Linked DNA regions of Mus musculus: all the other regions are linked to region 2. A link is a loop called in an ENCODE intact Hi-C map of the cell type or tissue named here. Cell type or tissue: left cerebral cortex. All regions are shown on one strand. Links, peaks and the distances in the headings refer to the core of each region. The heading gives the core; the rest is flanking DNA. Region 1 has its middle 230 kb from the start of Ralyl. Region 2 holds the start of Ralyl (RALY RNA binding protein-like). Region 3 overlaps Ralyl (RALY RNA binding protein-like). Region 4 holds the start of 4930539N22Rik (RIKEN cDNA 4930539N22 gene). Region 5 overlaps Ralyl (RALY RNA binding protein-like). Region 6 overlaps Ralyl (RALY RNA binding protein-like). Region 7 overlaps Ralyl (RALY RNA binding protein-like).

Region 1 (4,584 bases), core at 378-4,377, 230 kb after region 2:
ATGCATCATGTGGATATTGGAACCTTCAGATGTAAGAGAAACAGCCTAGTTCCCTTCACACATAGATAGAGTAGTTACAGGCACTTTTGAGCTGCTATGTGGGTACTAGGAACTAATTTTCTACCAGTGCAGCCTCTCCAATCACTGTCTCTGATTTTTCTATAGTCAAGAGAATGTATATGATTATTTATTTTGTAAAGTAAAGAATTTACTTGGAAAGAAACACTGTAACTATTTTTTTTCTTTCAAAGTCTTCTGTATTGTAAGTGATAAAGCCAAAGTTTGAACCCTAGCACCCATTTGTTTTCATCCTCCGTGGCTGCATCATGAACATGATCTTTGTAGCAGGTCCTTGATACCTGTGCAGCTAATCATTTGGCTTTAAGAATGACATATTCTCAGCTCCACTTTATAACAGGTTCTTCCTGGGGGATTTGCCTTTCTTTTATTAGAGCACTTAAAGAAGACATCTTCCATTTTGTCTTCTTCTCTGGTGTATAAATCTTTTACTGATGTGTTACCAGTTCTACATCCGAGGCATCTTCATGCCAAGGCCTGGTAGCTACCATATTAAAATGTTGTTTTCAGAATGGCAGAACCATTACATTCCAGTCTCTTCTGGAACACAAAAGCCCACCTCAGGTAATCTGGCAATATTCACATACAGATGGACAAATCACACTGACAACCTCCACACCTAACCTTGATGTTGAAATGTTCCCTTTAGGTTTTCCAGAGTTGAAGGTCAACCTTTCTTTCCTATAGCAAGAGCCTTAAAGAAGCCTTTTTTGTTTGTTTTCTTTTTTGTTGTTGTTTTGTTTTGTTTTTTGAGACAGGGTTTCTCTGTGTAGCCCTGGCTGTCCTGAGACTTACTCTGTAGACCAGGCTGGCCTTGAACTCAGAAAACCGCCTGCCTCTGCCTCCCAAGTGCTGGGATTAAAGGCGTGCGCTACCACTGCCAGGCTCAGAAGAAGCCTTGTTGCCTGGTTAAGTGTTAGCTTTCTCTCTTGGCTTCATCTCACAGTTACCTGGCAATATCCAGGTAGGCCTGGCTTACTGCAGAAGGGGCTGCTTTTCCTCCCCTTGCTCTGTGTTCTTATTCTCTCTGACAATCTTCTCCTCTACTCCCTTTCCAACTTCCAATCAAAGCCTGTTCTATATTATACTCATTGTAGGGAGAAGGGACGCCTCAGCATTGGCCTGCCTCCTACCTCTCCATATTTGTCTCTAAAAAATATATCTTTGGATCATTCTTTATATAAAACGCATTTGTTCCTGGCTCCTCCACTCCTCCTCCTCCTCCTTCTCTCTCATTTCCTTTCTTTCTTTCTTTCTTTCTTTCTTTCTTTCTTTCTTTCTTTCTTTCTTTCTTTCTTTCTTTCTTTCTTTCTTTCTTTCTTTCTCCCTCCCTCTCTGTCTCTGTCTCTGTCTCTCTGACTCTGTCTCTCTCTTTGTCTCTTTGTCTCTCTGTCTCTGTCTCTGTCTCTCTCTGTGTATGTGTGTGTGTGTGTGTGTGTGTGTGTGTGTGTGTGTGTGTGTGTACTCCTTCCCCTATTGGATTGCATATATTTGTAAATGTCCTCTTCTCCCAGGGGAGGGCTATTGAGCTAGCAGCCACAGAGCATTCACAGTCTTCATGACTGGCCTTGATGACCCTTCACTCTAGGACATTTTCCCTAAGTTGAGACCACCCCTCTTCTCTGAGTTGGTTCCTTTACTTGCTGCTTCAAAACCCCAGGCCTGAATGAACTGTTATCCCTCAACTTCTCAGGGCACTGGCCCTGAGCTCAGCCTCCAAGTTCACCCTGTGATGACCTGCTGATCTGGCATTGCTGTCATTTCTAAATATTGCATTTGTCCTTGGGGGTACAGAATAGACAAATCTCTAGCTTCTACTCTCACCCAGAAGGGTATACCTTTGCCAAAACGCCTAGACTCCCTACTTAGATGTCTCCCAGTCTAAAATGCTTCTAAATTCACAGGATAAATTTGGCCCCATTATTCACAATGCAATAACACTAAATGGTCACTTACTGGTACCTTAAAAGGAAACTTTTACAACTCTCTTGCCAGTGATCTGTCAGGTTTCCCCTCCCCTGCATTTTCCCACGGCTTACCATCTGTTCCCAGGTCCATGCCCCCTTACTGGCATACATTTTCCAAGTCATTGCCTACACTTCTGTACTCTAGTGGCCATTGCCTGCTGTCAAGCCACACCATGTTTCTCACATTCCGCACACTATGTTACTTAGATTTGTCTTTATGTTTGTCTCTGTCACACTTCTGCTGTTCCATTCTAAGATACCTAGCTCCTTCTGCCATTGTAAGATATAAGAGACATGACTGTCTTTCAGGCAGAACTGCTGTTTCTGCTTCATCTTAACAAGAGTAGTCCTGTGACCATCCATCCCCTTTGTTATGGGCAGCTCACACATCACTCCCTCCTCACTTTAAGATAGGCTGAATTGGAAAGTGTCTCCAAAGGCACTTTCCAATTAAAATAAGGTAAATAATGATTTCAATATTAAAGATTAACAACAGTGAAAAGATTAAAGACCACCACTGCCTTATGTTATGTTTCGCCTTGATTTTACTACTGTCATTAAATCACAATGTATTTTCATTATTTGCTAGATATATCCAAGACAAGTAATTAAACAAACACAAACTGTCTAACTCAGGTTTGCTTAGTATCTCTCAATATTGTCAGAAATCTGCTAAATGTAACGTTAAATGTTTAAGTTGATTATGATAGACGATGGCTTGTAAATTTTGACAGTTTACCCCCCACTGTCTCTGAGAAGACAAGTTTCTACCTAGATTGTGGTATGATAACCACTGCTCCATTGCCTTGACTGCTGCCAGCAAGAAGTAGCTAAAGATCTCGATAACCCCATTTTTGCTTCACCATCACCTTTTTCTTGTTTCCCTTTAACTAAACCAAAATGGAGAAATGTTAGCATTCCTTGTAGGTTTCACAGCCAGTTAGGCCTGGCTTACTATAAAAGGGGCTGTTTGCCCCCTCTGTGCTTACACTCTTATTATTTTTGTCTCTATTCTATACCAGACATCTTTCTCCCTCTTTCCTCTTCCTTTTCTCTGTTTTCACATGTACCTGGCTGGCCTCGTCCTTTGCCTCTGTCTCTGTCTCTGAGTCTCTCTCTCTCTCTCTCTCTCTCTCTCTCTCTATATATATATATATATATATATATATATATATATATATATACACACACACACACACACACACACACACACACAGACACATATTTTTTTCTCTCTGTCCATACTCCCTTCACAACTCCCTGTCCCACGCCTTAAATAAACTCTATTCCCTACTATACTCACTGTATGCCTGATACCTCGGGGGGAAGGGATGCCTCAGCATAGGTCCACTGATGCACCCATCCTACCTCACCATACTGTCCGCTACCAAAACATACCCTAGCCTCTTTCTTTTTTATAAAACATAACAGCAAGTGTACATATTTAATGTTTAAAATCTTCCAAACACATCATGAATACCAAGAAAATTGTCCTATCATTGTAGGTGCCTACCTGCTCCTTTGCCAGTCAAAACTACTCTCTACCATTTTGTAAACATACTGTGTATATATACATACATGTATTGAAAGGAAATAAAACTTGAGACCCGTGATTCATGTAATGTATGTCAAATAGCCCAAAGAGTTGTTTGTGAGCTTTGAAACCTGGGGCTGAGAACATAGCAGAACAGACCAGGACATGGCCTGGCAGGCCTGTCATGTCACCTCCCTACCTCCCACCCCTCTGACCTAAGTTAAATGTTAACAGGCTGCTGATGTTTAAATGGACCAATCATGTGAAACCGCGCCAATTCCTCCCCCAGCCCCACTCCTTTTCTATAAAAACCCCTAGCTTTCAAGCCTCGTGGTCGAATCCACTGTCTCCTGTGTGAGATATGTTTCAACCCGGAGCTCCACCATTAAAATACCTTATGTTGTTACATCAAGGTGTTGTGTTCTGTTCGTGATTCTTGGGTGCACGCTGAATCAGGAGTTGAGTGGGAGTTTCCCCACTAGGTTCTTTCAGTATGTATATGTGAATGATTGAATGTATATAGATACAAATGATAGGACAGAATGGAGCTTTATGTTCTTCTTTTTAAAAGGCAGTAATATCGTATTAAAAAGCAGGAATCCTATCTATGATGCCTTGAGTGAACTGCAAAGTACTAATGGTTTTTAAGTCAGTTGTAATAAGTTTTTAAATAATTCACAGAGGATTTTTGTTTGTTTGTTTCAGACCATTGTATTTTGTTTATCTTAAATAGAATCTGTGATTTAATGCATGACAAATTAATTTTGTAAGGCATTCTATAAGTTGAATTCACTAAGAAAAGAATGGCAAATGATTATTTTATCAGTTAAAATGTATCAGAAAAAATAATCTGTATTATCTCACAGATTTCAGGAATAGCTGCTGATAACAGCAACAGAACAAAATAAGTTCCTATACCTTTGAATTAAAATCTATGTTTGGAGACTGGTTTTGCAGTGTGAAATAAAGCTATCAATCCATCAGTTTATCCATATGTATTTTTTT
Region 2 (4,584 bases), core at 336-4,335:
ACACGCGCGCACACAGACTTCTTGGCCAGCGTTGCCATCACACACCCGGGGAACGCCACCGAGGGGGCCAAGTACCTGCTCTCTGCGAGCTGTTGTGCTGTTCACTTCATCCTCCGTTGACAAGGAAACCAAACCGCACTTCATTTTTTTTTCCAGAAAAACCTTCCACTGCCATCATTTGAAAATTGATTTACGGGGAGGGGAGAAGGAGGAAGAAGGGATAATATAGATATCAGGATATCTATCATAAAATTATCTCGGGTTTTTTAAATAAAAAAGTCAAATATGCAAAAGTAATAGTTAATGTAAAGGAGGAAAAAAAGCAACTGCTTAAAAATAATCCCTTTAACTAGCTGCAAGAAAAGTTTCATGTTATCAACTGATATCAAAAACAGGAGGGGAAAAAACGAAATATTTCTCACAGGCTTCCAAAAAGGTCATAAAAATGCAAAATTAATGTCTTTGCTCAGTGGTGCGAATCGAATTGCAAGACGACAAACTTGTGAACACTGCTGGAAAATCCCACCTACACAAAAATGCAATCGGAAAAAGAGTACGTAAAAAAGAGTTAGAAACATGCTTTCTTATCTTTACAAAGGGAAAAAAATAGGCACCATACTTCACAACGCTTTTTCCATAAAACCAGTTGCACATTTTGCTGGACTTGGGAGCCGCTCGCAGAGAGCACCGCTGCCGCGGACTCCCAGACACAGCGCCTTGTCTAGAGAACCATCGCATGCTAGGAAAACTTGATTGAGGAAAAGGCTTAAGACTATGCTCGTCAGCTTTCCCAAATACAAACAATAATCAAAGAAGTGGGAAGAAAAAGAAGAAGAAGAAGAAGAAAAAAAAAAAACAAAAACAAAAACAAAAAAAAGGAAAAAAAAAAGAATAGGACAAGAATGCCACTGAGTAGGTACTCACCGAGCGGGAGTAAAATGTTGGAATAAAAATGAGATTTAGGAAAATACAGTATGGCGGTGGAAGAAGGAATGAAGCGCGTTTTTTTCTCAGTCTCTGCCTCGGGCACTGACACGTGACTCGGAGCCAGGCGGACTTGCAGGCAGCGGGGCCACCGCGGCTGCTGGGCGACCTCGGAGCCCTCGAAGCCCTCTGAGCCGCTCGGGCGGGCGCGGCGGTGAGAGCCCGGCGAGGCGGCCTCCTCGGCGAGCCCGGACTAGCAGGTGCCGCTCACGCTGGGCTGAGCGCACGCACACGCACACGCAGACGGGCAGGGCGCGGGCTAGCGGGGACCGCGCGGGGCGGGCCGGAGGCGCGCAGCTGCCGCCGCCGCCGCCGCCGCCGCCGCCTCTGCCGCTGCTGGTACTGCCGCTGGTGCTGATGCTGCGGGCGCTCCGCCAAAGAAGAACAGCTCAGGGATGTTCAGCGGAGGCATCAGAGGGCACACAACTTGCTGCCCACTGCAAAGTTGCCGCTTGCCACTTCCTTATTATTCGGTTTTCATCTCCAGGTAGTTTCCTGCAGAGAGCTCTTGTCCCTCTCCCCAAGTTTCACTCTTTAAACCCGGTTTAACTCAATCATTTTATTCATTTGATCTTGGGGCTCCCATTTCTTCTAGATTGCTTTGCCCATGTCACTTCCTCCCCCAGGTCCGTTTTCCACCTTGTGGTTCTCTGAGAACCTGGATTCGTGCAGTGCGTTTTTTTTTTTTTTTTTTTTTTGGGGGGGGGGGCGTTGTCACTGCAAAGCCAACATTAATCCTTTTTTTCTTTTTTTGGCTGTCTTGGGGTGTTCCCCCATTCAAAAGATTTTAAAAAATCTTTTATTTGGAAAAATCCCATCCCAGATTTTCGTTTGCTTGTTGCATGATGCTGGGCGGGGTTGTGAACGTGGATAATTTATTCTTTCCTGGGCCAGGCATTGTTTGTTTTGTCTGCTTGAGCACCAGCTTTGACCTGTCTGGAAGGCTCTGTAGTCCAAGCTCCAGGCAGGGTCCTTCTCACTCTTGCAAGTTGTTTTCTCAGGCTGCAAGTCCAAGGAGAGGATCGAGGCAGACAAGTGAGTCCATTGTGTGAGTGTTTGCCCGGCAGCAGGCACCTGGCGACGGTCGAGAGGGGGAGATGTGCACCACTCACTAGAAGGCTGCCAAAGATCAGCTACAAGCCAGGCGGCTGAGCAGTGCTTTGGAAGGTGGAAGAAACAAGGAGTTCACCAAGCATCTGCTGAGGGATGCCTGTCCCTGGAACAAAGATGCCATCAGCCAATCACTGACTGCTTTGGGATTCTTCTACTGCTGCCTGTTGCAGAATCAGCTTTCTGGGCTCTGCAATGAATTAATTTTTCTTCATCTTTCATAAACTATTCTATCAAACCCGTTTCTCTGTATTGCTTTGAATGTGGTTTGCACTAAATTAGTTGCCAACGTCTGTATTATAAAATAAAAAATAAATACAGTTTGTTGTCTCTCATGTTGCTACTCTGATCTTTATGCCACTCTTTCCATCGTCCACGTTGAAAATAAAATCTCTGCTTTGGATGGAGTCTAACCTGGATAGTTTCAACATTGAAGTATGCATTCATTACGGAGGGCTCCAAAAGCAAATGCTTCTACAACATTCTTGGCAAAACTCATTGATCAAATAAAGTACTAAGTCACAATTTAGATAAGAGATATTTAAAATAGCCCTGAAAAATCATTAAATATGTGTCTTGGAAAATTGCCAACTAAACTCACTTATTATACACACTTCCCAGATAGGATGTGAAATACTGATAGAGACAGATGGGTGCATCAAAGTGGAGTCCAGAACACCAGGAGCCTTAAGTTCTGTTGAGAAGCTGCTGACTTTTCCTCTGGATAACTCAGAGAAAATGTGGGTTGTGATAAGACCTTCTTGATCTTCATTTTTGTTTTATTTTGATTTTTAATAGATCCCTCCAAACATGGCCCTTTTCTTTCATGTCTCATGAATTATGCTACTTAAACCCGAGTTTGTTACATCTTCCATAAGAATATCCAGATCAAAATACATTAAAGAGAAGTCAGTTCCAATGAACATCTTTTCCATCATTTACAGAGATGTTGGACTGTGAGCAACTTCACTTTAAGAATGAGTTTTGGAGCTTCATATCAGGCCAGGCAATGTCTGGGTTTAGAGAGTTATTCAAGAAGAACTTTGAAAAACAAGCTGTTTAGAATTGCACTGCAGTAATGGCCACCAGCCAATCACAGTGATTGTCAGTCTTTTATTATTCAATAAAATGACTCCCCTTTATGTTTAATGCAGCTCTGCTGAGGAAAAGCAAGCCATCAATATCCTCCTTGCATTTCTTCCATTACTTACATAATTGCAGCCCAGTGCTTAAAATATTCCACTCCTCTTTACTTCCAAGATGGCATTCTCCCTCTTTTAGGTTTCACCACCACATTAAAAACAGGATTAAAAAAATTCAGATCAAAGGAACAGCATTTAAAAAGCCAAGATTATCATTTAATTCTTATAGAGCTCTGTGACAAAAGCATTATTATCCTCATTTTAAATATTTAGGAAAACAAAACCAGAGTTTAAGTCATTTGTGAAAGATTCTATTGCTATTGCACAAGAGAGATGTTGTTGGGCCAGACTTAAATCTGGTCTTACAGGTAGGATAAGGTACTTCAAATGCTACATGAAAGAAGTGAATTCTCAATTGCTGTTGTTGATACCTCTTAACAGAAACCTGTTTTTCTTAAATTCAGCATATTCTAAGAATATTGTGGAACTAACTAAGCTGTACTCACCCACAATTACAGTCATAGCTCATATAACTATATTGATATTTTGATTATGTAAAACAAAACAAGAAGGGCATAAACATTTAAAATATAAGATTAATAAAAAACACAGTAGCAAAAAGCACAAGTCAAGTACATTTTTAAACGGAGAAAATAGTGGTTAAAGGTTTCATAAGCAAAAAGCATCTAAGTAAACAGACCTCTTCAAAAGATGTGCCTGTGCCATCCTGCTCTGAGCACATCGTCCTCCATGGTTAACCACAGAAGATTCTGGAGGTTTGAATAGACAAACGACTCTTCTGATTGTGCTCTGCAGTCATTCATGCAGCGCATGCAAGTATGAAGTGTACCAAATTTAAGATGAGACCACTAAATGATGATGCTAGAGGAAAACTCTATTTTGAAATCTGTGCTGTGCAATTTCAACCTTTTTGTCAGAAGATATTCAAGACATATGAAATATTTATGGGCACCAACATATGAATATAGACAGTTGGAAATGATGTACTATATAATAATATGGTTTTAAGTAGACAAGCTTATACCCAATGCCCTTAAGTCACTTTAAAAAAAAATGTTGATTGGAATTGCCAAATTCTTACAAATTTATTCGTCTTAACTTTTCATTATTTTTCCTCATTATGGGTTCTGTTGCTACTAGTCAACATTTGTTCCAAGATTTGATGGTGTTTTGTATGTGTCTCCATATTCCTATCCGAAGGAACTACAACACCAATAGCAAGGCATTCCATCCAGTTGAACCGGGTGACCAGGTGATATGTAAACACGTACAATACAGCAGAAGCAAACCAGCACAGGAAGAGATGTCAAGATTTATGTGTGATTTT
Region 3 (4,584 bases), core at 150-4,149, 170 kb before region 2:
TTTATATAAAATATAAATTATATAAATTTAATATAAATTATATAATTAAAAATAATTATTATATATGGAATCCCCTCAATCATGCAAATGAAGACCTATACACAGCCTTTTCTATAACTAGTCAATAAGTTTCTCTTAATTTAAAACATACCAGGCTACCTAGTGACAAACATGACTGCATTTTAAAACCTAGAATCTCATATTCGTTGGTGCTACACAATAGCTTTCAAATAGGAAAAAGTATATCTTACAGGAATGGACATTGGGGAGAAAGATCAGTAGGTAAAGTAGGGAAAGAAGACCAGAATGTATATCTCAAAACAACAACAAAAACATAAAAGCATTAAAAAGTTGAGTGTGGTGGCACATGTTTGCAAACCCAGCATGGGGAAACAGACACGTGGATTCCTGCTCTTTATGGCCAGCCAATCTACCAGAAATGGCAACCTCTGTGTTGGGTTAAGATATTCTGTTTCAAATTTAGGGTAGTAACAGAAGAAAACACCTAAGATTTACCTCTGACTTTCATAGGTACACACTCAGGACATCATCCTATACATGGGTTCACACACCCATGAGAATTACACATGCATACATCAAACAAATACCAAAAATACTTTATGGCCCTTTTCCTTTACTAAATATGAATGAAAGTATTTATGTTTCTCATTGAGGCTTGTATAAAAGTCTCATGCTCGTAAAACCATTACATACCACTGTTAAACCTGTTCATGGAAAAACTCTCAGCCCTCTGAAACTGCCCTGACCCCACATTTCCAGAGATTGACATCATTTCCATAAGCCAGGAAGAGCATCCTCAGTTTCACACCTTGCAATGTGTCTTAGCATGCTCTACAACCAAGGAATGAATCATACATTCAGAGTGACTCATTGATTAATCACAGATTTGCATTTCTAAAAGTAGAAACCTGATGAAAATTTCCAGCTTCAGAGAAATTATAAACATTGTCACAGCTGGAGTCTATTTCAGTAGAGAGATGGATTTTAGGGAAGTGTTTGTCATAAGTCTGTGACTGAGAAAAGTTTAACAGTGTGTGTCCTGGGAATACTAGTGTGTTAGGCGGTATGTGAGGAATGAAAATGAGTCAAACTCAACTGATCCCACAGGGGTACAAAAGGTAGCAGGAATAAGTGAAGGTAGATGGAATATACATATAAAATCAAAGCAGTTCTGGTAGTGAATCACTAGAACAGAATAAATAATGAAAGAAAAACTGCAGAAGTTCAACTCAAGCCAGAGTTTGGTCGTTATATTCTCTAGTACTTAAAAGACTGTCTGAGACATTGTACACACTAAATGAACACTTGTCAAATTCATGACAATAACCTGGGAGAACAGTTCTTATATGTACTAAGGAGTGTGCTTAGCAAATTACTTGCCTTTGTAAAATCAAAACGGGTGAAATGTCTCCCAGATGCTGACAAACCCTAAAAAACTACAGGAAATTCTAGCAGGTGACTAAGCAATTGGAAATGTATCAGCTTTGGGTTTGTGGAAAGATTTTTATTTCAAACTATTTCCCTAGTAGATATAATCTGTTTGTACAATTCAGAGGTGTGGCATTTCCAGTTAGTTGGATGTGTCTAGGTGCTAGACTTGCTGCTTATGAGGAAGACATGACTCACATTCTAAACCTCTATTTCATTATCTAAGCTGTAGGTTGTAAGAAGTAGACAACATTAAACAGTAGGAGATTCTTCATTCAGAGCTTTGCAACCATAGCTAGCAGGTTGCGTGTTCTAGAGTATGCATTGATGGGCAGCTGGCCACATTCCATTTTCTACAACAACATGCAGCAGTTCCCTTTCAGTGCTGCCAGCAGTTTGGGTTTTTTAAAAAGTTTAAATACAAAGTAGATCTATTTATATAGTTTTGACTACCTGCTACTAGAGAAATTATTTTAAAATTTTATACTCAATTTTCTATCTTTAAGATGTGGAATAAAGTACTACCAACAATTTATGTATCACAAAAAGCACATAAAGTGTCAATTTATACACTCTAATTTTATTTGTATGTTGTATTTGAATTTTAAAGTGCCTTTAAATGTTTTTCTGCCATTTACTAACTCTCACTATTATTTTTTTTATTCATTACTAAGAAAAGTTCTATTTTTTTTCTATTTTTTATGGTGGAATTCTTTTTTTTAATTATTTTATTAGCTTACATATCAGCAGTTGCTCTCCTCTGGTTCCCCTTTCCACAGTCCCTCATCCTATTCCTCCTCCCCCTTGAATCTGAGAGGGTGCTCCTCCACCAGGCATCCCCTTCCCTGGGGCCTCAAGTCTCTAAAGTAGTAGGCACATCTTCTCCCCCTGAGGCTAAACCACACAGTCCTCTGCTATTTATGTATTTGTGGACCTCAGAGAGCCTGGTTGACTGTTTGCTGCTGCTTGGTTGGTGGAACAGTCTCTGGAAGCTCCCAAGATTCAGGTACATTGAAACTGATGGTCTTCCTATGGGGTAGCCCTCTCCTTCAGCTTTTTCAATCCTTCTCCTAATTCAGCTATAGGGGTTCCCAACTTCAGTTTAATGGTTGCATGTAAGTAAGTATCTGCATCTGTCTTGGTCAACTGTAGGTAGAGTCTCTCAGAGGAAAGCCATGCAAGGCTTATATCTGTAAGCACATCATAGTATCAGTAATAGTGTCAGGCCTTGGTGCCTAGCCATGCCTAAGATGGATCCCAAGTTGGGCTGATTGATTCTTTGTGAGTTTCACATCATGAACCCTAGTCCCTGTCATCTGCCCATCCCCTCTATCTTCCCTCTGCTTTTGCAACCACCTCACAAGAAAGAAAGAAAGAAAGAAAGAAAGAAAGAAAGAAAGAAAGAAGTACAAATTAAACAAAACAAAGCATAGAAACTGCCAGTAGTGTGCTGCAGTGCGTGTCACTGTGTGCCCCACAGTATAGCTCTCTGTCGACACAGCTTCACTTGCAAATGTTCATTGTAATGAGTCATTGGTCTGGGACAAGGCTTCGGCTACACCATTGGTACTGGATCCTCACAAGGACTCTTCCAGGTTACCCTGTTGTCCCTGTCATGGAGATCAGGAAGCCCTATTTTTAAAATGAAATGTGTGCAACATGAAAGGTCACTTGTAGAAGGCATCTTGGTTTTTCAGACGTTCTGAATAGTAAGGTTATAAACAGAAAACAAAATATCTAACTGAAAAAATAGGAGGGACCTCTTCTTTAGAATTTAAGATGGTGTTTGTAAGATTAGAAATGGAATAATAAATTAGAAATGGGAGGATCTTCCAATAGTCCCATGAATAAGGAAATAATCAAATTTAAAATATATTAGTAGATAACATTTCCCTAATTGGGTAGCTTTCTCAATTTAACTTGCTTTAAGGTCAAAGAAGCAAGCTCTCACATGCACAATCTCCTCTGTGGGTGAGAATCACACTTATACACATATCTCTCCTGAAATTAACAATTACTTCATGCTGTGAAATTAACTTCTTTAGGTCACCTTTCAAGTGCTCACTCCCTTCCCATTCAGTCTCTAGGAGATTAAATAATTTTTTTACATAAACTGCAAATTTAATCAGTGTATTTAAATAACAAAAGACTCTTACAAATGTAGGAGACAGTGCATGAGTCTAAACACTGTGGTATCACTGTGGTATCAGATGTACTATTGGCTTTAGTTTGTAGAACTTTGGATGAAGTTGTGAAGATCTGATTCCTATTATCTAATGGATACAAATAGCAATGAAGTCCAAAATGGCTACCTTACGCACGACAAATCAAATGAAAAGAAAAAAAGAAAAAAAGCTGACAGAACTGGTGAACAAGAGATTCATATCATGAGAGACCGTTAAGAGGCCAAAGCTGAAACAGGCTGCATTCAGAAACAGCCAGTCAGTCCATTCTAAGGATATTGTAGATATATTTCAAATGCCAACTCATTACCAATACAGTAGAATAGAATTTCTACATCTCCAAGGACTATAAATATCCTCTTGTGCTTCAGAACTCATGAATTCTGTCAAAATAATCTATCATTGATCAATTTTTAAAATAAAGATTCCCTTATTACAGAGTTCAGGTTTAAAATAAACCTCTATGGAGTGCTCAGCCCCTGGAGGGACATCTATACCATACTTTTCCACATCAAGGCATATAGAAAATATCTCAGATTAGGGCAAGGGTTATAAGATCAGGAAGTCAAGGAAGTCCAGAGCTGAACAGTGCTTTTATTTGTCATGACAGGAGCTCCTTACTTACAAACTTAGAGCAGGTGAGGATGCCTGCAAAGTCCTGCATAAGATAAAGCAAAGAGAAATGCTCACATGTGTGCTGGCGGAGGACGTGAGCCCCACTTCTGAGTTGAAAGTGACATTTGATGGATGCTGGGGTTGGGAGAGGCAGTTTTCTTTAGGGGTATGCTGCAATGTCTGGACACATCCCAATGCACACAAAGGCAGCATTCATTTGTTGTTGTTGTTGTTTTTGTTTGTTTGTTTGTTTGTTTGTTTTAAAGAAGAATGATGTGTAGTTGGGAAAGGGACACAAGTGGCAAATCTGAAAGGAACTGGAGGGTAGAATGGCAGG
Region 4 (4,584 bases), core at 410-4,409, 180 kb before region 2:
TTTAGAACAAAACCAAGAAATTGTTATGCTCAAGTCACAGAACCCTGAAGAACTTGGAAGCCAATTGTGATGCAAACACACAAGATTCTTTTATTATAAGCTTGAGAACAAGGTCTCTCTCTGGCCCTGTTGCAGCTGGTCAGAGAGCCTGAGTCTAGAGGGTCAAGGTATTTATTGTGGTTACAGGAAGCTTGGGGAATTTTCATACTGGTGAGCAAGTTAGTATTTTAAAAAGTGCACTTCTGGTGAAATCTGCAGGAACCACAAGGTCTGCTTGAGCAAACATCTTATGACAACCACCCTTAGCATCAGCCAGCTTGACTACAATAGCAGGATCAAAGTACACAGAGATAACCTAAGACATCCTGCAGAGAATAGACAACCTAGCCATCATGATTGTCAGGTAGTTTTGCTCTGTGTTTGGATCACTGGTACCAAGGATTGAGGCTATGGGAGTCATCAATAGGGTAAGGAGTAGTAGAAAAGGGAGAGAGAAAGAGAGAAAGGACATACACAGAGAGAAAAGAAGAAGAAAAAGAAGAAGGAGGAGGAGGAGGAGGAGGGGGTAGGAGGAGGAGGGGGGGGAGGAGGAGGAGGGGGAGGGGGAGGGGGAGGGGGAGGAGAAGAAGAAAAAGAAGAGGAGGAGGAGGAGGAGGACGACGACAATGAGGGCGACGAGACGAGGACAAGGAGGACGAGGAGGATGAGGAGGACGAGGAATGGAGAGAGAGAGAGAAAGAGAGAGAGAGAGAGAGAGAGAGAGAGAGAGAGAGAGAGAGAGAGAGAGAGAGAGAGAGAGAAAAGAGAGAGAGCACTGAATTATATAGGGAAATGCCACTGGGTGAAGGGCAGCTCAGCTCCTGAGCTTTAAAGACCAGGGTTGAAGACAGGGTAAGCCAGATAGGGACTGAGAGATGCTGGGAGAACCTGAAGGCCAGGTCTGTTTTGATATGCAAAATATGTGCATCAATCCCTTGTCCAGGGGTCTGAAATCAGTCATTTTATCTTCTAATTTATTTAGCTGCTAGACATTTTAGTTAATTTCAAGAAATAGATGCACTTTTTATTTTAATGGCATTCTTTCAGCAGATTGTCTTACATGAGTTAAAAATAAAGAAAATGCATTGATATAGATACCTCCAACAAAGTTATAACAAATAACATACTATATGCAACTTCATTAAAATACTGAAACTTTTACACAAAGCAAAGTATTTCTCTGTATGTATGCCTATCCTGAACTCTTAAAGAGCTAAGAGAGTGGTATTACAAATTTCTGTTTTTAAAGCTGAAGACTCCACCAGCAAAACCTCCCCAAATCTATATAACAGAGTAGGAAACATGGCTCTTGAATGTGGTTCTCCATGGAAAGAAGGACCTCAGGACCCTGCTGGTGTTTGTTCTGTTCTCATCCCAGTCCAAATCTCAGATTTAGGGAGGTGAAAAATAAAAGCTGTGCAAAGGCAGGTGCAGCAGTAAATCCCTGTGCGAGTCCAGTACCTCTTCCTCCCTCCCTCCCTCCCTCCCTCCCTCCCTCCCTCCCTCCCTCCCTCCCTCCCTCCCTCCCTCCCTCTATCCCTTCCTTCCTTCCTTCCTTCTTTATTTTCAATGCCTAGAATCACTGGATCTAACACATTGAGAGGCAAAGAGTGGATTTGGATTTGTGCTCCTCAGCAAAAATCTATCCTCATAGGCTGCTGTTTCTCACATGGGTCCAAGTCATTTTTTCTTTATTTGCTCTTTGCCCTGCTCTTCAATGATGTATCTTGTGCTTGCTCAACAACAGCAAAAGAGCTCACCACTTCTCAGAGAACTTCCTCACATTCTCCTCTCTAGACTCTTTACGTTATGAGTTTTATACAATTCTTCCTGCACTTTTAATCATCTCTGTTCAAAATCTCCTACAGCCCCATGAATATTAATACAATAATGAATATCTCAGTCTAAATCAGTGGTTTCTTTTCCTACTTCAACTGTTATAAGAAAGTATGTAATATCCTGTTGAACTGGCTGGAGTGATAGTCAAAGATAAGAAAATAGATGGAGGAAACAAATAAGATATTTCTGGATAGATGAAACTGTAATGAGCCCAATAAAAACCTTTTCAGAGTCTCCAAGAACTTCCTATTTTTAACTCCCAAGGATTTTGATGTCTCCCTCTCTGTTTCACCCTGCTAATAAGCTGCTGGATGGAATCAGTCACTAAGGATGCTACACTAAGTATATATCACAGTCAGGGAGTATAAGCTTTATAATGTACTGATGTCATCCTCTCTCTTTGGTACTCTGCCATTCCGTGTGACTTCAGTAAATACTTAAGAGAATGAAAAAAGGAAGGATACAATGGCTCCATGCTTGACAGACTCCCCCTCTCCTGAAAACTTAGCCCAACAAGCAAGAGAGGCTACAATGTATCTCTACTAAGAATCAAACACAGTAATTCCTCAGTATTGTAGTCTGACAAGCTAGAAAGTAAGAATTATCATTAGCTTTTGCAGATAAGATTCACAGCTAGAATATGAGAATAAGCACACATTTGTCTCACCCCAGCGTACAGGGTGGTGGTTTTTCATCATGTTGCTGCAGGAGCCTCACAATTATCTCGACTTTCTCACCTATTTGTTGCAGCATTCCTTTTTTTTTTTAACACTTCTAGTTGATTTGATTGACTATTCTAAAAACACAGTATTCTGCAGACTTAGAATGCCCTCCAACTCCAGCTTTTGATTTCTGCTTCCCTTTACGTTTGCCTTGTGAGAGTGATTCATTCTGACCTGCTTCTGCACTCCATTTTAAACTTGGGTAATAGTTACATCATTGGGGGAGAAAATGTAGCCATCCACTGTTTCAAAGGCTTCTTTGCTATAGAGGGTATGTTAGTAGAGTATTTGCAGTCCTGACTCATCATGCCCTCCTTGCCACTGAGCTCAGCTCTGATGTCCTACATCACTTTCTGTCTAATTTCTCCCAGTGCCTCTGGTGCATGCTTTTGAGTCACTTCCCAGCTCCCTGCTTCTCAGTGGCACTGAGGTGGATACTGGCTGTCTCATTTCCAGAACAGCCAAAAGTGGGAATAAATAAATGCTGTTGAAGTAAACGCTACATGACTTAAACATCAAACCTACATCATTGTGATTGCACATTCCAGGACAAACTGTCAACAGAAGCTTATGTGAAATGAACTTAATTATTCAAATGAAGACATAATCAATATTTTGAACTCATTTTCAAATTACAATAAATATAAACATCTTTGGATAGCAGCATAGTAAGTATTCAAAGTTCTCTGGTGTCAATGCCTATCGTACAATGCAACTCATTGCACTTCTAGAGTGAAGGGAAATTGTCTACCTTCAAACATAGTGCTCCATTTTGAAGTTTCTTATTTATTTTTTAATGTATATGGGTATTTGTCATATATATATATATATATATATATATATATATATATATATATATATATCTGTATACCATGTGGGTACCGGGTGCCTATGCATATCAGAAGATGGCATTAGACCTCCTGGAAACGGAGCAATAGATAGTTAGGAGCCGCTTTGTGGGTGAACAGAACTCAACCCAACTCCTCCACTAGAACAGCAAGTATTCTTAACTCCTGAGCCATCTCTCCAGCCCCAACACACTACTGATTGATAGAGCAAAGCACTCACATTTTATCCTTTTCAGCTTTTCTCTTTCTCATGATTAAAAAGTTGTCAAATATAAGGTAATATATTATCTCTAATTCACTGCTACAAAAACTAACTCAAAAATCTGACTCTCTAAATAACACAGTAAGAACTATCCAATGCTATAGTCCTCTTCAGGTGTATGCCTTGATAATGCAATGGATCTAATTCATCCCCACACCTGAACCTGCAGGCAAGACAAATACTTCCCTGGGGAAGTCAAAAGGTATTCTATTAGTCACAAATGCCCTTACTTAGCCCAGAAGCTATTTCCATTGATGATTGCTTACAAAGGAAAAATTAGATTTCTTCAACAGTCTCACTGGGTATGCAAACCATACTTAAGGCCAGGCTCCATGCCTAGCAAAAACAACAACAATAACAACAACAACAGCAGCAACAATAACAACAACACTCTCAAAGGCATTTATACATTTGTTTGTCTCAAAATTCATTATCTGGACTTTATTTTTCCCTTGTAGAACTTTTGCTCATATATTTTGTATTCTGAATTTGCTTTTATGAGTTTATGTGTGTGCAGATGAATGCTTTTTGCACTTGGTATGTGTTATTTTAGTTTTATGTTTATTTATTCTGTGCATTTTTTGCTTGTTTTAACATTATTATTATTATTATTTGCCTTTTTGTATTTTAATGAGAGCGGAAAAAAAAAAAGACTGTGGATTTGGGTGGGTGGTGACGTTGGTTGGTTCAGGAGGAGTAAGGGGAGGGGGATGGATGTTTGTGGAGGGGTAACCAGGAAATCATTTGAATATCATTTGAAATGTGAATGAGTAAAATGATTAATAAAAAAACTAAAAATAAAGAATTTAGTATATGAAAACATCTTACTTTCATAAAAAATAATAATGTGAATTTTACATTTTAAAAATTTCTA
Region 5 (4,584 bases), core at 409-4,408, 250 kb before region 2:
ATTTAGCTTCCACGCAGCCTGGGGGAACTGAATTATTTCCTATCCTTGCAGAGGGCATTACTGCTATATTGAGTGCATCAGCCCATATTATTACTCCCCGTAGCTTAATTCTTCACTGGACTGCACACTTCTGATTTCCCCTGTCAAAAGTTTCCTAGTCTCCCAGGCCTTTTACAGCAGTCATCTTTCTAGCAATAATTCCTGAACATATGTGTACAAACTGCATCAGAGTCATATTAAATATTTCCTGTAGTTGTTTTACAAAATTCAATAATACAGCTAGGGTAAAGTAATATATTCTAGGCCAGTTGCTATCATTTATAATTATATGTGTCAATTAAAACACCTCTAGGACCTTTTATATCTTAAACAATCTTAAACATCATTATTTTACTAAATGCCTTCTGAGAGTGTAGACATCAGCCTATGCCCTGGGGTAGGAAGAGTGGGACATGTCCTTGATGTGCGGCTGTCACAGGGATTTAGGTATTTGTTGTACAGTATGATCAATGTCACACAGAGTGAGGCAAGACAGATAACCCAGGTACATGAACATACTGCCAGGGGACACTTCCACATATTGAATTATCCTATTTTGCACAAATTCAAAATACTACACAAAATGCAAAAAAAAAAAATTCAACTCTTTTAAGTGAGACAGTACATGACACAGAAAGAGATGAAATTATGTCTACCACTTGTGCTCAGCTGGGTTTCATTTAAACACCTGCCATTTGAATATACACTGATATTTGAATCTTAACAACCAGGGACTAAGGTCAGAGTTTCAAATTTAGAATCACTTAGGGAGAGAAAAAACGTTTCTGGCTGCTGAGCCAAAGAGCCAGCTCTGGAAGCACTGTGTACACACATTTAACTGTTAAAGAGAGGACAGGCTTTATTAGGCCCCTAAGATTTGGCAGAGAATCAGCAGGGACACTTATGGTGGAAGAATGGACAGAGCCATCAAGGCACACTAGGAGAACACCAAAGAAGTTTTACAAGCAACTCTGAAAGAGGATTGTATTCCTAGAAATCACTAGGGTCTTGGTTCATCTCCTTTTCCTGCTGCCTGCAGAAGTAGCTATTCCTCTAAAGACCTCCACACTTACGTTTGAGGAGGAAGCTCAGTCCCTGGCTTATGATCACCCTGGCATTAAAATGGTGACTAACTGAAAGAAGAAGAAGAAGAAGAAGAAGAAAAAAAGGATGTTTAGAACAGGCAAAGTTATCTTAGGAATTAATTTTCAACCTCCTGAAATACCACTTTGTAATCAATGAGACCAGCAAGAAAAATCTAAGAGTTGTCGAAGCCCAGTGCATGCTCTCCCGCTGTCGCCTCCGACTAGCCAACCATATGTTGCAGAAATTTTAATGACTGTACAACACTGGGGAAAACACAGTCCCTATTATGGCTAAGCATCATGAGTTTCCTAGGAAACGATACAAAGCAAAGACAAAGAGGAGCTGAGCCTGGCCCTGACACCTGCTGCAAAGGAAGAAAGCCTGGGATGTGGACCTTGCACGGAGAGGCAGGAAGCATACATAGCCCAAGATGCTCACTCTGTCAGGGGTAGTCCTTCTAAATTTGAAAGCAGAAACTGGTGAATTGAGAAAGAAACAGTAGTTTTTCTTTGATATTCTTTTGAGTATTTTTACTTAGCAAGGCTAAAATGATGCCACAAATCAGATACAAATGAAATGCACCCTCAACTAGTGCCCTAATGCACAAGGAATTAACTTCCCAAGATTTGGATATAAAATGACATATTCTATTTTGGCCATAGGATAACACAGCTTGACCATGGGTTAATATATTCTACAAACCGAATAGTTTTATGTATTTGCTCTCTGCTCATAAATTGTCTACTAACTAGATGTGAAAGTTGAACTGAGTTTAAAAGAAAAAGTATTTTAAAAGTTAATACTTTATGTGGAAAATGTCTATGAATGTGTCATAATTCCCAACATATCAATATTCAAACTTTGAAAACTTCCTAGCACTCTACTCCCATGTATACACAGCGCATTGATCTGTACTTGCAAACAGCCAGAAAACACTGAGAATGAAAAACCAGGATGTAGGACAAAAGACTGCTATTGTTTGAATATAATTTTTTCTCAAGAAACTCCCCATGAAGTTTGGTCCCATAATGACAGTAAGAGGTCATAACAGTACAACCCAAACTTTACAAGGACAAATATTTTGTAGACATTTCAGAAATATGTAATAACACACAGAAATCATGAAAAGGTAAAACCAAAATCATTCTTTTTCACATTCCCATACAAGTTGAAATTCAATGGATTCCTTATTACAAATAAATTAGACTCAGTGATCAAATATGGGCCCTCTGAACAAATCTTTAATTAAGTAATAGTTAAAATTTTTCTATTATATACACACTATTATTTCTGAATAACTGAAAAGTCACAGAGATATATTTAGTTTGCCACAAATTTAGACTTGTCACAAGAGGGAGCCCATGGGTTTCAATTAATGTGAACATATCAGAACTAAATAAAGTGAAATAAATTTTATTCTGAAAGGCATTATTTTATAATACAATTCTTATTGATACAAAATCCAAAATAATATAAAGTATGGATTGTCAAAGCTTCTTTACAATTTATCTTTCTAAAAATATCCTTAATGATGTATTTTTCCAAAGCTAGCACTGTGATGCACAGAAAGAAAATGAATTAAAGGTTTTTTTCTGAATGATATTGTGTTTCTGAAAGCTAAGTATCCCTCATTTGTAAAACAAACATTTTGAGTTATCTTTCAGCAAGACTGTGAGAGTTAATGGGATAACCCAAGAACTCAGTATGTCAGTGCCCAGCTTTTGGCAGTTTTCAACAAAAAGCAAATTATTTGTTGTTGTTGTTGTTTTGTTTTGTTTGTTTGTTTGTTTCAAGACAGGGTTTCTCTGTGCAGTCCTGGCTGTCCTGGAACTCACTCTGTAGACCAGGCTGGCCGTGAACTCAGAAATTCACCTGCCTCTGCCTCTGAAGTGCTGGGATTCAAGACATGCGCCACCACCGCCTGGCTCCAAAAAGCAAATACTTTTCATTTTGTGTGGATATTGTAAAAATATTCCATATTACATATACTTTTTGTTTCCTTAATAAAATTAACTCCTTTTAAGGTGCTTCATTCCTTTCCAACCCATTGATCTACATTTTAGCTAATGAGTATACCTATACATTTCTTTCTAAACTAAGTTTTCCTGAAGTGCAGTATGCATTCGTTACCATGGATCCACCCACCTATAAAGGCCTCATAATCAATATCTATGTAAGTTCATGCTGCCAAAAATAAAGAGCATTTCCATCTTTATCTAATCGAATTGTTTGGCACTATTGAATTGTCCCTTGAAGTTATTTTGTTATATGGTTATCATCCTCTCTCCTCCGTTTGCTCATCTCTCCGGTGTTGCTAATGCTGAGCAATCACCAAAGCATTTTTGTTTCTTCTACTTACATCTTTCCTGTTTCCTTCTTGCCTCCAGGGAATAACATAGGTGAATAAATGCAATTGATAGAATTGAATGATTATTCATCTAGCATTCATATCCACACTTGAGATGAAGCATAAAATTCCACTCCTTTTACCTTTTCAAGAAGGATGGTTCTCCACTAGTCAGGACTAAGGCATAACTACACAACAAATATGCTTCAGTCATGCTCACTCTTCCAGAGTGACTGCAATGGCCATGAAGGTCCAGTTCATAACCACACGTGTGCTATTTTACTTACAAAGGCAGAATTAAGAACCATGCGAAACATCTCATATCTATATCTACATCAAAAATGAGTCAGGTAAAGTATTAAATATGTTTGTGGAGAGACAAACAAAAACAAAAACAAAACAAAACAAAATATTCTGTATCTAAACATCTGAAAATTCTTCATGAATTTGAGTCATTTGCTTGTCTCAGAGCCGACCAGACAGGATTCAAGAAGAAAGATGTGCTCTGGGAGAACTCAAGGGGGATTCATCCCATATGCAGCCCCCAAACCCAGTCACTATTGCTGATGCCTAGAAGTACTCTTGACAGGAGCCTGATATGGATGTCTCCTGAGAGGCTCTGCCAGAGCCTTACTGATACAGATGCAGATGCTTGCAGCCAACCACTGGACTGAGTAGTGAGCACCTGGACCCCAGTGGAGAAGTTAGGGGAAGGACTGATGGAGCTGAATGGGTTTGCAACCCTATAGGAAGAACAATAATATCAACCAATTAGACCCCCCAGAACTCCCAGGTACTATACCACCAACCAAACAATACACATGGAGGGAACCATGCATATGTAGCAGAGCATCTTACCTTATCTGGCATCAATGAGAGGAAATTCCCTTGGTCCTGTGTAAGCTTGATGCCCTAGCATAGGGGAATGCTAGGGCGATGAGGCAGGAGTAGGTGGGTGGGTGGGGAAGGACCCCTCATAGAAGCAGGGGGAATGGGAGGGAAGTAGGATAGGGGTTTTCTGAGAGGAAACCAGGAAGGGGGATAGCATTTGAAATTTAAATAAATAAAATAACAAATAAAAAATTTTTAAAACGTGTCCATTTTCAACCAAG
Region 6 (4,584 bases), core at 318-4,317, 400 kb before region 2:
GTGTTCTGAAGCACATATTCCTATGAATAGACAGATTTCATTTCCCCATTTGCAAGGATTAAACACTGCTCTGTAACTATGGGAGCAAATCTGGAATTCAGTTCTTAAACTCTGAATATGTCCCCATATCACAGACTGGGATAATTGTAAGCCATGGGATAATTTTAAGCATGTGTGTTTACAATATCTTACTCTTTATTAATGATAGTATTTGTACTCTGGATGTAAAACTTAAAACGCCATATCAGCACCTCTTACCTGCACACTATCAGAGATCTGCATAGAAATCACTGGCCATTAAGATCAGGTTGGATAAACATGTGCACTGAAAAATCCACTTTAAAGTGTGAACATGCAGTGAAAATATTCTTATATCTGGAATTACTTCTGGAAAAAATTGAACATGTTGGCATCTAAGGGATGATTGAAACAGCTAGTATTCAATTAAATTAATAGGAGCATTATGTCACCTTCTTTATATTAGAATGCATAGTATAGCATTTGGCTTTAAAAACTACATCCTATGTTTATAAATTAAGGATTATACAAAAATACCCTCAGCCATTACTACTTTTATGACTGGAGATACAAGCAATCAAGCAATAAATCTAGAGGTTATTCACAAGAGCAATGTCAGTAGTAAATATAGCATATTCTTTCTCAAATAGCTAGGTGATTGTTTATTCTCTGTCTATAGTGGAGAAAGTTAATAAATTCCACTGATGGTCAATTTACCAGAGGAATTTTGGTAAAAGACAAGCTTTAAAAAATAACAAAGCAGAGTTATTTTATATGTAAGGGAGTACAAAAGTATTCTGGGACTAGGAAAGTAAATACAAGCTGAATATGACACAGACCAGGAAACAAACCAGATGTGGGCTAACCTGGGACAGATGTGTGCTGAGCGATATGTGGGGAAGAGATGCCCATGTGAGGTTGGCTTGTTTAAGGAGTACATGCTTGTCCATAAATCCTACAGATGGCAGTCTTAAGTATGAAGCCAATTCAGGGGCATGTTCCTCTGCAATGTAGAACTTGTGTTTTAGGTTAATACCAGTTGAACGAACACTTTTGAGATGGAGAATAGGTTTGTCTGTAACCTGAGAACTTCAGAGCATGCCTCCAACATGACAAACTTTGACTTGGAACAATGAAACTGGGAGAATAGCAAAGAACAAAGCTGAGACTTCAGGCAAAATTCTGCACAATATAGTTTAAAAATATATGAAAGATGAGCAGAGCTCAGGTGAACACAAATAGTTATATGTGGTAGTCTGCACAGGGCTGTAAGTTGATAGATATGAGAAGCAGGCAAATTACAGACAGCAAATGATTCACAGAGCATTTTTCCATGAGTGGGAAGGAAGGAGGGATAGAGGGAGGTAGGAAGAGAGGGAGAGAGAAAGGGAGGGAAGGAGGGAGAGAGAAAGGGATGAGCAGGATATTATTGAAGGAGTAAGAACACATAATATGCATACAGTGATGATTATGATGATGGTGATAATGATGATGGTCATGTTGTTCCTGATGCTGACAAATACAATGACTAGGGTGCAAAGTAGTAACTATGTGTTCACAGGCTCACAGAGGATTTATAGAGGATTAAAGTAACATTTTTGTGAATTTCTATAAAATTTCCCTAAGAGACTCATTCATGTTATAAATAAATATAAAGCAATGATGCCTGTATACTTAGAGATGTACCCAGGCCTGCAGTTATGCTTTATATAAAAATTCTGATAAAATTAATGGTTTAGCTCACAGAATCCAGTCACTGAAAGTCTTACACATTTGTTCTTATTCTCCTATTTCCCATTAGAAAGGAAAGAATGGAGAAGGAACAGGAGAAAGGGAGGAGAAAAGTGAGGGTGAATAATTGAACTTTGGTTGAAAATTAAAGTATCTTCACATAAATGTCTCATATTTACTTTATTCTTAAGAAATCACACACCAAGCATAGTGGGTTTTAGAAAGGCAATGTAACAAAACCTGTGTGCAAAAAGAAGAGACAAGCCAAAGACCCACTGTCATGTCCAATATCTCAGTTTCACCACACGATGGCACCAAAGTGCTTTGCAGAGATTCCCCTCTGGCCTTCTGGCACTCCCTCACTGTGTCACTTCATCTATCACAAATAATAAGTAAAAACTACAGAGCATTCTTCATCACTTAAAAGAGAACAGGGAGTCTGACAGTTAAGTTTCCCTGGGTAACAAATCCTAAATGTGACACATCGATGGATTTCAAATCGATATGAAGCTAAGATAGGGAAAAAGAATAGTGGGGAAACAACACCATTAAGATATATTATATTACAACTTTAGAGAGAATAATTTCATAAAGTACGTGGAACACCTTTCTATATTTACAATATATTTGGATAATTTTTTTAAATTCCGATATGCAAATTAGAAGTAAGTAGCAATATTTCTAAGAAAAACTGGCTCCGAAGGCAGCAGCTGTGAGGGAAGAGTCTATTTTTGGCCGTAGGCATACAGATGGCCATCGGTGTATTTCACGCAAACCTCACAGTTGCATCAGGAATAATCTTGGATCTACTGATGTCATGTGCTACCTGCTGTGTGTTGCATATATAGACAAGACTCAGGATCAATTAAAGTAAATATAAGAATGCCGAAAATAGAGATCCTGCATTGGCTGCTTATAAGCCACATGATATCAATGACATCTTATTTTCAAGCAACTTAAAATAAAATGTTATTGTAAACAAGGCATAGAATCACTATCTTTAGTTATCTGAGCAGCTTTAATGACAGTTGTAAAACCATTAGGAGAAGCTCATTTACAAAAGTAGAATCGTTCATCTCATTTCCAATTGATAAAAAAAAAAAAAAAAAACCCTTAAAGGAGGAAGAAGTTGAGTAACTTCTTCATTTAATTCCTTGTTTCCAAAGTGTTATTCAGTTATTTATTTTATGTTCATAAATTATAACCAAATAAGTAGAAAAGTCCAGGTAGAGGTTAACACTTTTATTAAAAAGTTAAAACGAAGAAGGGAAGGACAGACAGAGGGAGGAAGTGAAGGAGGGAGGTAAGGGAAAGGAAGGAAGGAAGGAAGGAAGGAAGGAAGGAAGGAAGGAAGGAAGGAAGGAAGGAAGGAAAGAAGGAAGGAAGGAAGGCAGGCTTAGGATACATCTTGGAAGATGCAGAAGATAATATAAGATTTAGAGGACCAGGAAGTATGCTGTGAGACTGTATCTCTTTGAAATGATGTTCATTTGCTAGGAATCTTAAGTAGCCCCACTCAGAGACAAAGAAATAAGGGCAACTGAGGACTGATGATGAGGAGAGTTAGCCATTCATAGGGATGAGATATTTAAAATGTTTTCAATCTGAGTGATCAACCTTTAAATCATATGCATACAAGCAACACTGCATAAATGATCAGGCTTAATTTATATATTTATGCACTTATAAATATATGTAACACAATAATAATTGAAGAAAAATATACCATGATTTTGAGAGAGCACATGGAAGGGTTGAGGGAAAGATGGAAAAGGGAAAATTATGTAAGATATCTATCTATCTATCTATCTATCTATCTATCTATCTATCTATCTATCTATCTATCTATCTGTCTATCTATTGCCTCCCCTGACTGTATGAACAGGCAAGTGTGATGCTGATAATCCAAAATTATTAGCCTGATTTTTTACACACATCATATGTTCAATTGCTATCTCTTCACCAGATAAATGTAAATAAAAGAAGATTTGGGGGTACTTAGAGAAAGAATACATTTGATAACGAAGTTGAACTGTACAAATGTCCTATTGAAAGTTGTCATTAAATCTAAAAAGCTCTGGAAAATTCTGAAACAATCTTCCTGGACAAGTGGCATCGAAGTGTTACTGTTAGAGAAACACCATAGATAACCATGTAGGAGAATCAAATGGCATGAGGCAATTCATTGCAAGGAATTGAGGTATAGAGATCTATTAAGAGCCTGCAGTGCTACAAGGAAGGAAAAAATCAGACTCAGGGTTATTACAGACCACAAAAAAAATTTCATCCTTCCAGAAAGAAAAACGAAAAGTGTGGAGATGTCTGAAATTAGATACCTGACTAGGGCAAATGAGCACAAAAAATGGCAAATACTGAACGTTTTGAAGTTGAGTGGTTGTTGGGTGTCATTTATACAGAGTTCAATAGGAAAGCCCCAAAGTACAGGTTTAATATTTAAATCCTATGCTATACAGTGAAGGTGATTTTACTGTGGAACTGCATGGTTATGTTGACAAGGAAATGAACAAGCTATTTTGGAGCTAAAATGCTAGAAAATTGAATATAAAAGACAATGTAAAAGGAAAAGAAAAAAATCCTGGGAAATTCCATTATTTAAATCAATACCATTATGTAACACAAAGGAAATTAATCAGTCAATTAGTATAAAAGGCCAGACTGAGAACAGCTCAAGAGCAAGAAGACGAGAGCAGCATCAGTAGATTATACACACATTTTGTTGTTTACATTTTTGTTCAATAGCAAAGGACAGAAAATCCTTTTAACTACCCAAAATTACTAGGGATTTATTTCCCTCACTTTAGCAGCAGGAGTAGA
Region 7 (4,584 bases), core at 197-4,196, 260 kb before region 2:
TAGACCTAGCACAATTTATTCCTGAAATTTAAGATTCTATAAGCAGTAAATGTAAGGCCAGAATAGTTTTCCTGATACATCATCTAAATTATTTATTTATTTTCAATTACATTCCAATTGTAAAGGTGTCTATTTTTCCTTGCTGTGAATTATGTGATGACTCTCATTGTTCATTAGAGCACTTCTGTAGTTTTTTTTTTCTTAGAATATTCTTTTAATTTTGTACTGTGAAGAGATTTGTAATATAGACAGAAATTCTTAGTGGGAAAATCTGTTTCTTTTTTTTGCTTAAAATTAATGTTACTATAGAATATCCTAACTTTTTCTTTATTATTACAAAGAACTTCAAATTTCCACATTTAAGGGAATGGTATTTCTAGTTTTATCTGAGAATAAGATGTTTAGCTGTGGATTTTAAATCGCCCTTTAGCAATGAAATTTATAGTATATTTGTCCAAGAATCATTCTTATTCACTTGTACATTCAAACTTCTTTTTATCAAAGAGAAATAATATTTTGCAATGCAGTCTTACTACCTGTACATGAAAGTACCATTTTACTATGCTTCTATTACAAACACCATGTCTAGGAGAATTAATTTCTAGGAAATAAAAATAAAATGGGGTGTTCTTTGAAGTTACTGATCATTTAAATTTCACCAATTTTCTCAAATTTATTTCAGGTGATATTCTTGGTCTTTCCTTGTACTTGGCAATGTCTCAAAAAATGAAATAAAGAATTTCCTTTCATGGCCCCTCAGTCCTGTCAGCTTGCACCCTTTGCTTCTCTATGCATATCCCACACTGCTAGGATTTGCAGGATTTGAATTCCTAATCTATTCCCTCCATCCCATCTTAATTTTATCCTGTATGCAGCCAAGATCTCATGACTCATCATTTCTTTTTTTAACCTGTTTTTCTTTTTTTATTAGATATTTTCTTTATTTACATTTCAAATGCTATCCCAAAAGTTCCCTATACCCTTCCCTGCCTGTTCCCCTACCCACCCACTCCCACTTCTTGGCCCTGATTTTCCCCTGTACTGGAGCATATAAAGTTTGCAATACCAAGGGGCCTCTCTTCCCAAAGATGGCCAACTAGGCCATCTTCTGCTACATATGCAGCTAGAGACATGAGCTCTGGGGGTACTGGTTAGTTCAACCATTTCCAAAAACCCCCTTTCTTGTCTTATAAAACCTGTGCTTCAAATCTTCCCAGAAAGCATGCTTTCTATGCTTTAGGGCATGGAATTTTTCTGTGAATCAAATCAAAGAATAAAACCATGTAAGGTTGAGCCCCCACAACATGAACAGGGAAGTCAGCACAGCCAGCAATCACTCCTTAAGACATTTGCTTTGTTCAGTTTCCCCACAGATGGCATTTATGTCTTCATCACTTGCTTTAAACACTCTATGACACCCCCTTCTTCCTCATCCATAGGACATGATGTTAGCACTTTATTTATAGATTAAATAGAAGCCATTGAGGAGAGGATTCTCTCAACCCACTGCCTTCTCTACAAGTTCCCATTCCTCAGAGCGAAACCGTTTACCATCTGTACCCCAATTCTCTACAACAAAGAACACTAAAATGGAAAATGTTGATCTTGTTGAAAATCCTTCCCTGACCATTTGCCTTTTTAAGATAGGCTACTCTACATACCTTACCGTGGCTTTAATGCTTTGACCCATGCCTCTGGTAAGTATGTCTGTCCGTATCAAATGGTAGCTTATAAACATGCATTGGTGCCTCCTAACTGCTGTGCTTATGGCAATTAACTAATTATCAATTTCTTGACCATCCCATTTACTTTCCTGGCTACTCAGTGAAGACTTTGAGCACTTTGAGAAAGAACTCATGGAATATTTTCTCAAAAGCTTTCTTAGAGTGTTGTCTGTCCAATTTAACTACTCCTTCTAGATGGTCTATCTCCTTCATAAAATATAATCATAGCATCTATGGTGAGTTATAAAATCACTTCTTTTGTCCACATTTATTGTACTTCCATGTACAAATAAGTAGAATTAAGTAAGTGCTAAATGTCTTCAAGTAACTTCTGAGTACTAGCAAAATATTTTTCTTATCAACAAGAAACATTTGAACCAAGCTTAATTATTACCTCTTGCATTGGCAGTTGCCCCTATAATTTTGCTATATAAGTATTTAGTCAAAATTAATAAGCTTTCCTCGATGATTTAAAATAATAATGGAATGGAAAAGATTGCTTTTAATATAGCTTTCCCCCTATGTGTTTATAGTCAGTAAATTATTGAAGAATCATAATTATATTTGCTAAGAAATTTGAGTCAGTAGTAATAAAAAGACTTGGATTAAAATTGAAAATAAAGTCATTAGAAATTAGCAATAAGTGAACAATTTCCACAAGTGAATAATGAAATAAGAGGAAATGGATGCAATCACATTTAAAGAAACAGTAGGTATTATATAGGTTTACCATTATATTATACAGTACAATACTTGTGCTTCTCATTTTATGAAGTGCTTCTAAATGTGGGACTGTTAATTATATCCTGTCTGGAATGCTACAAAATAAAGTTCTGTGTGTGCTTGGAACTCTTTGGGTAATTGGAGAGTGAGACCCACTCACAGTTTAAAGGTAGGAGAAGAGAGTTCTGGGGAAAACACAGCAAGGAAAATCACTCCTAGCTCCCAAAGATTTTGGAAATTCAACAGTTTTTATTATAGCTGTGGTTACAAATGTGACTATGGAGAGAGATGACAGCCTATGAAACTGCTTCTCTGGTCTCTGAGTCACTGCTCCATCAGTTAGTGGTGAAGGGAAAGCTCTTACTACTCTTATTAATGCAGAGAAAATGCAACTTCTAATGTGTACATTTAGTCTTCTATTTGGAATGACAAAAACTATAATTCCACATATGTTACTGTTGCTTTTGACCATTAAAAACAGAAAAGAATTAGATTTTTTATTACCTTTTTTATAGTCCATAGAATTATATATTTTTATATAAGCATTTGCATCTTCTGGATAAAAAACAACAGATACTTTAAATTTCATATTAGTCCCTTTGTTTTTAATAAGTTTTACAGTTTGAGAAACAAATGTATTGATGCTCAAGGCATCCCATCATTGAATGTCCTTGCAGGACAACCATTATGTTCCACAAAACATACAGTGATGCTTTTGCTAGGATTATAAACCTACATAGTGAAGAATGACAATTTAAAACAAGTTTAGCTAACAGAGAACAAATAGGGACTAGAAATATATTCAGCTCTTAAGGCTCTCAGTCATAACATCAGAATATACACTATCCATTATAAAGTCACCATTTATAAAGTTCTAGTTACTGGGAAACAGTGGAAAGTTACTATTTTCTAACTCAATAAACATAGTATATACAGAATACATGCCCAGGAAAATGCATCCACTCAGTGTTCTATTTGATGCAAATTAATTAATCTACTGCTTTCATAATTAATAATCTTTCATAATTAATAATCAGAGAATGGAACTTATGAATCAAAAGTGTGTACTCTAGGCAGATGTCTAGAACCAGGCTTGATACTGCATTTAATGCTGCTTACTGATTGTGAAAACATCAGGACACAATATCATTTTGCCTTTTCTTTGGGAAAATGGAGACATGAATACAAATAGTCTCAAATATTCTCTTTCTTTAGACTCAGTCTCTACAGTATTCATATTACGGGCTCGTACTGCCTGCCTGATTGGATACTGTATTGAATTAGTTCATTAATACAGAGCTCCAATCAGATGTATGATTGGAACTTGAAAGACCATTCATTACTGTATTCAAAGCTCTTTGAGAGTCTGCAATGAGTCAATATTTGTGCTAAGCACTCAGGAACAATATCTCACACAGCCTGTTTCAGGGAACTAAATATTTCTCTTTGCTTCACTGGTCTTTGTCTCCCCGTGTTTTAAAAAATAAATTGTTTGCTAAGAACAAAGAGTTCTCTAAAATGCTATACAAAAAGAATGAAAGCATGTTTGATCTGAGTTCTGAAGGAAGAGTTTTAGCTATTCACTCTCAGAGAACACAGAGGATCAGTTAGTGGTTCTTGCAGCATAAGCGGTATGTAAGACAGACAGGAACAGAATGGGAAAATAAGAAATCAGAATAGATGAATGGATCTTAGGTAAACAGGGATGTAAGTCAGTTTGGGGAAAATGAAATTTTCATGTTGATATGAAACTTGTAGAACAGATAAAATGATATGGAGATTGGCTTTAGAATCAGTTCAATTCTTGTTAACCTAGCATTGTTTGGAAAGAAAAACTGAATAACTGAACTGCATGCTTAATAAAGAACTACATTTTAAATGTTTAAGAAGATAAACATAAGGAAATAGGAAAAATTATCTTGGCGTATTTTCTATCATATTAGGCTGTTTAATTTTCCTTTTAACTACATAATGACATAGCACTTGGATATGAGTAAAATTCCTCAGCATCCAACAAATTCTTGTATTTTTTCCTAGAAATTCGAAAATACAAGTAACTTAGAGCATTTTTTGAGCAAAACTTTATAAGAACCAACCAAATCAGACATTTGTTATATTTGAACTTATTTATCTTTGT

What was found. Hi-C counts contacts between places; a loop is a spot of excess contacts. Peaks named below come from ENCODE experiments on the same cell type or tissue, not always from the same donor. Only the 100,000 strongest peaks of a DNase experiment are listed, where the experiment ranks them.
Region 1: it touches region 2 in a loop (6-fold over the local background); 4 of 42 quality-filtered maps call a loop at or near these places.
Region 3: a loop joins it to region 2, with 2.8 times the contacts of the local background. A loop is called at or near these places in 3 of 42 quality-filtered maps.
Region 4: a loop joins it to region 2, with 2.3 times the contacts of the local background. A loop is called at or near these places in 3 of 42 quality-filtered maps.
Region 5: it touches region 2 in a loop (2.3-fold over the local background); 5 of 42 quality-filtered maps call a loop at or near these places.
Region 6: a loop joins it to region 2, with 4 times the contacts of the local background. A loop is called at or near these places in 5 of 42 quality-filtered maps.
Region 7: it touches region 2 in a loop (5-fold over the local background); 4 of 42 quality-filtered maps call a loop at or near these places.

What each region holds. Positions count from the first base shown.
Region 1 is chr3:13,240,308-13,244,891 of GRCm38, reverse strand. No RefSeq gene overlaps it. Among named protein-coding and RNA genes, the nearest start is that of Ralyl, 230 kb to the left of the region's middle. In left cerebral cortex, for the core only: no CTCF peak of the experiment used is centred there; DNase peaks (open chromatin) are centred at 1,189 and 2,151; H3K27ac peaks cover 270 bases.
Region 2 is chr3:13,468,284-13,472,867 of GRCm38, reverse strand. Ralyl (RALY RNA binding protein-like) reads right to left here and starts at 1,213. Exons shown (of 9, transcript NM_001357033.1): 1 at 76-1,213. Gm2464 (a long non-coding RNA gene) reads left to right here and starts at 1,039. Exons shown (of 2, transcript XR_003954437.1): 1 at 1,039-1,471; 2 at 1,986-2,429. In left cerebral cortex, for the core only: a CTCF peak has its summit at 2,073; DNase peaks (open chromatin) are centred at 653, 1,220, 2,102 and 3,226; H3K4me3 peaks cover 2,101 bases; H3K27ac peaks cover 1,763 bases.
Region 3 is chr3:13,637,282-13,641,865 of GRCm38, reverse strand. All of the region lies in intron 1 of Ralyl (RALY RNA binding protein-like), which reads right to left. The region is part of intron 1 of 4930539N22Rik (RIKEN cDNA 4930539N22 gene); the gene reads left to right. Among named protein-coding and RNA genes, the nearest start is that of 4930539N22Rik, 13 kb to the left of the region's middle. In left cerebral cortex, for the core only: no CTCF peak of the experiment used is centred there; DNase peaks (open chromatin) are centred at 912 and 1,721.
Region 4 is chr3:13,648,413-13,652,996 of GRCm38, reverse strand. The region is part of intron 1 of Ralyl (RALY RNA binding protein-like); the gene reads right to left. 4930539N22Rik (RIKEN cDNA 4930539N22 gene) reads left to right here and starts at 132. Exons shown (of 4, transcript NR_040598.1): 1 at 132-167. In left cerebral cortex, for the core only: no CTCF peak of the experiment used is centred there; a DNase peak (open chromatin) is centred at 2,881; H3K27ac peaks cover 285 bases.
Region 5 is chr3:13,722,518-13,727,101 of GRCm38, reverse strand. The region is part of intron 1 of Ralyl (RALY RNA binding protein-like); the gene reads right to left. Among named protein-coding and RNA genes, the nearest start is that of 4930539N22Rik, 72 kb to the right of the region's middle. In left cerebral cortex, for the core only: a CTCF peak has its summit at 2,466 (motif pointing right); a DNase peak (open chromatin) is centred at 1,355.
Region 6 is chr3:13,864,004-13,868,587 of GRCm38, reverse strand. The region is part of intron 2 of Ralyl (RALY RNA binding protein-like); the gene reads right to left. Among named protein-coding and RNA genes, the nearest start is that of Gm41998, 68 kb to the left of the region's middle. In left cerebral cortex, for the core only: a CTCF peak has its summit at 2,052 (motif pointing right); DNase peaks (open chromatin) are centred at 2,066 and 2,492; H3K4me3 peaks cover 702 bases; H3K27ac peaks cover 645 bases.
Region 7 is chr3:13,731,541-13,736,124 of GRCm38, reverse strand. The region is part of intron 1 of Ralyl (RALY RNA binding protein-like); the gene reads right to left. Among named protein-coding and RNA genes, the nearest start is that of 4930539N22Rik, 81 kb to the right of the region's middle. In left cerebral cortex, for the core only: no CTCF peak of the experiment used is centred there; DNase peaks (open chromatin) are centred at 1,412 and 2,635.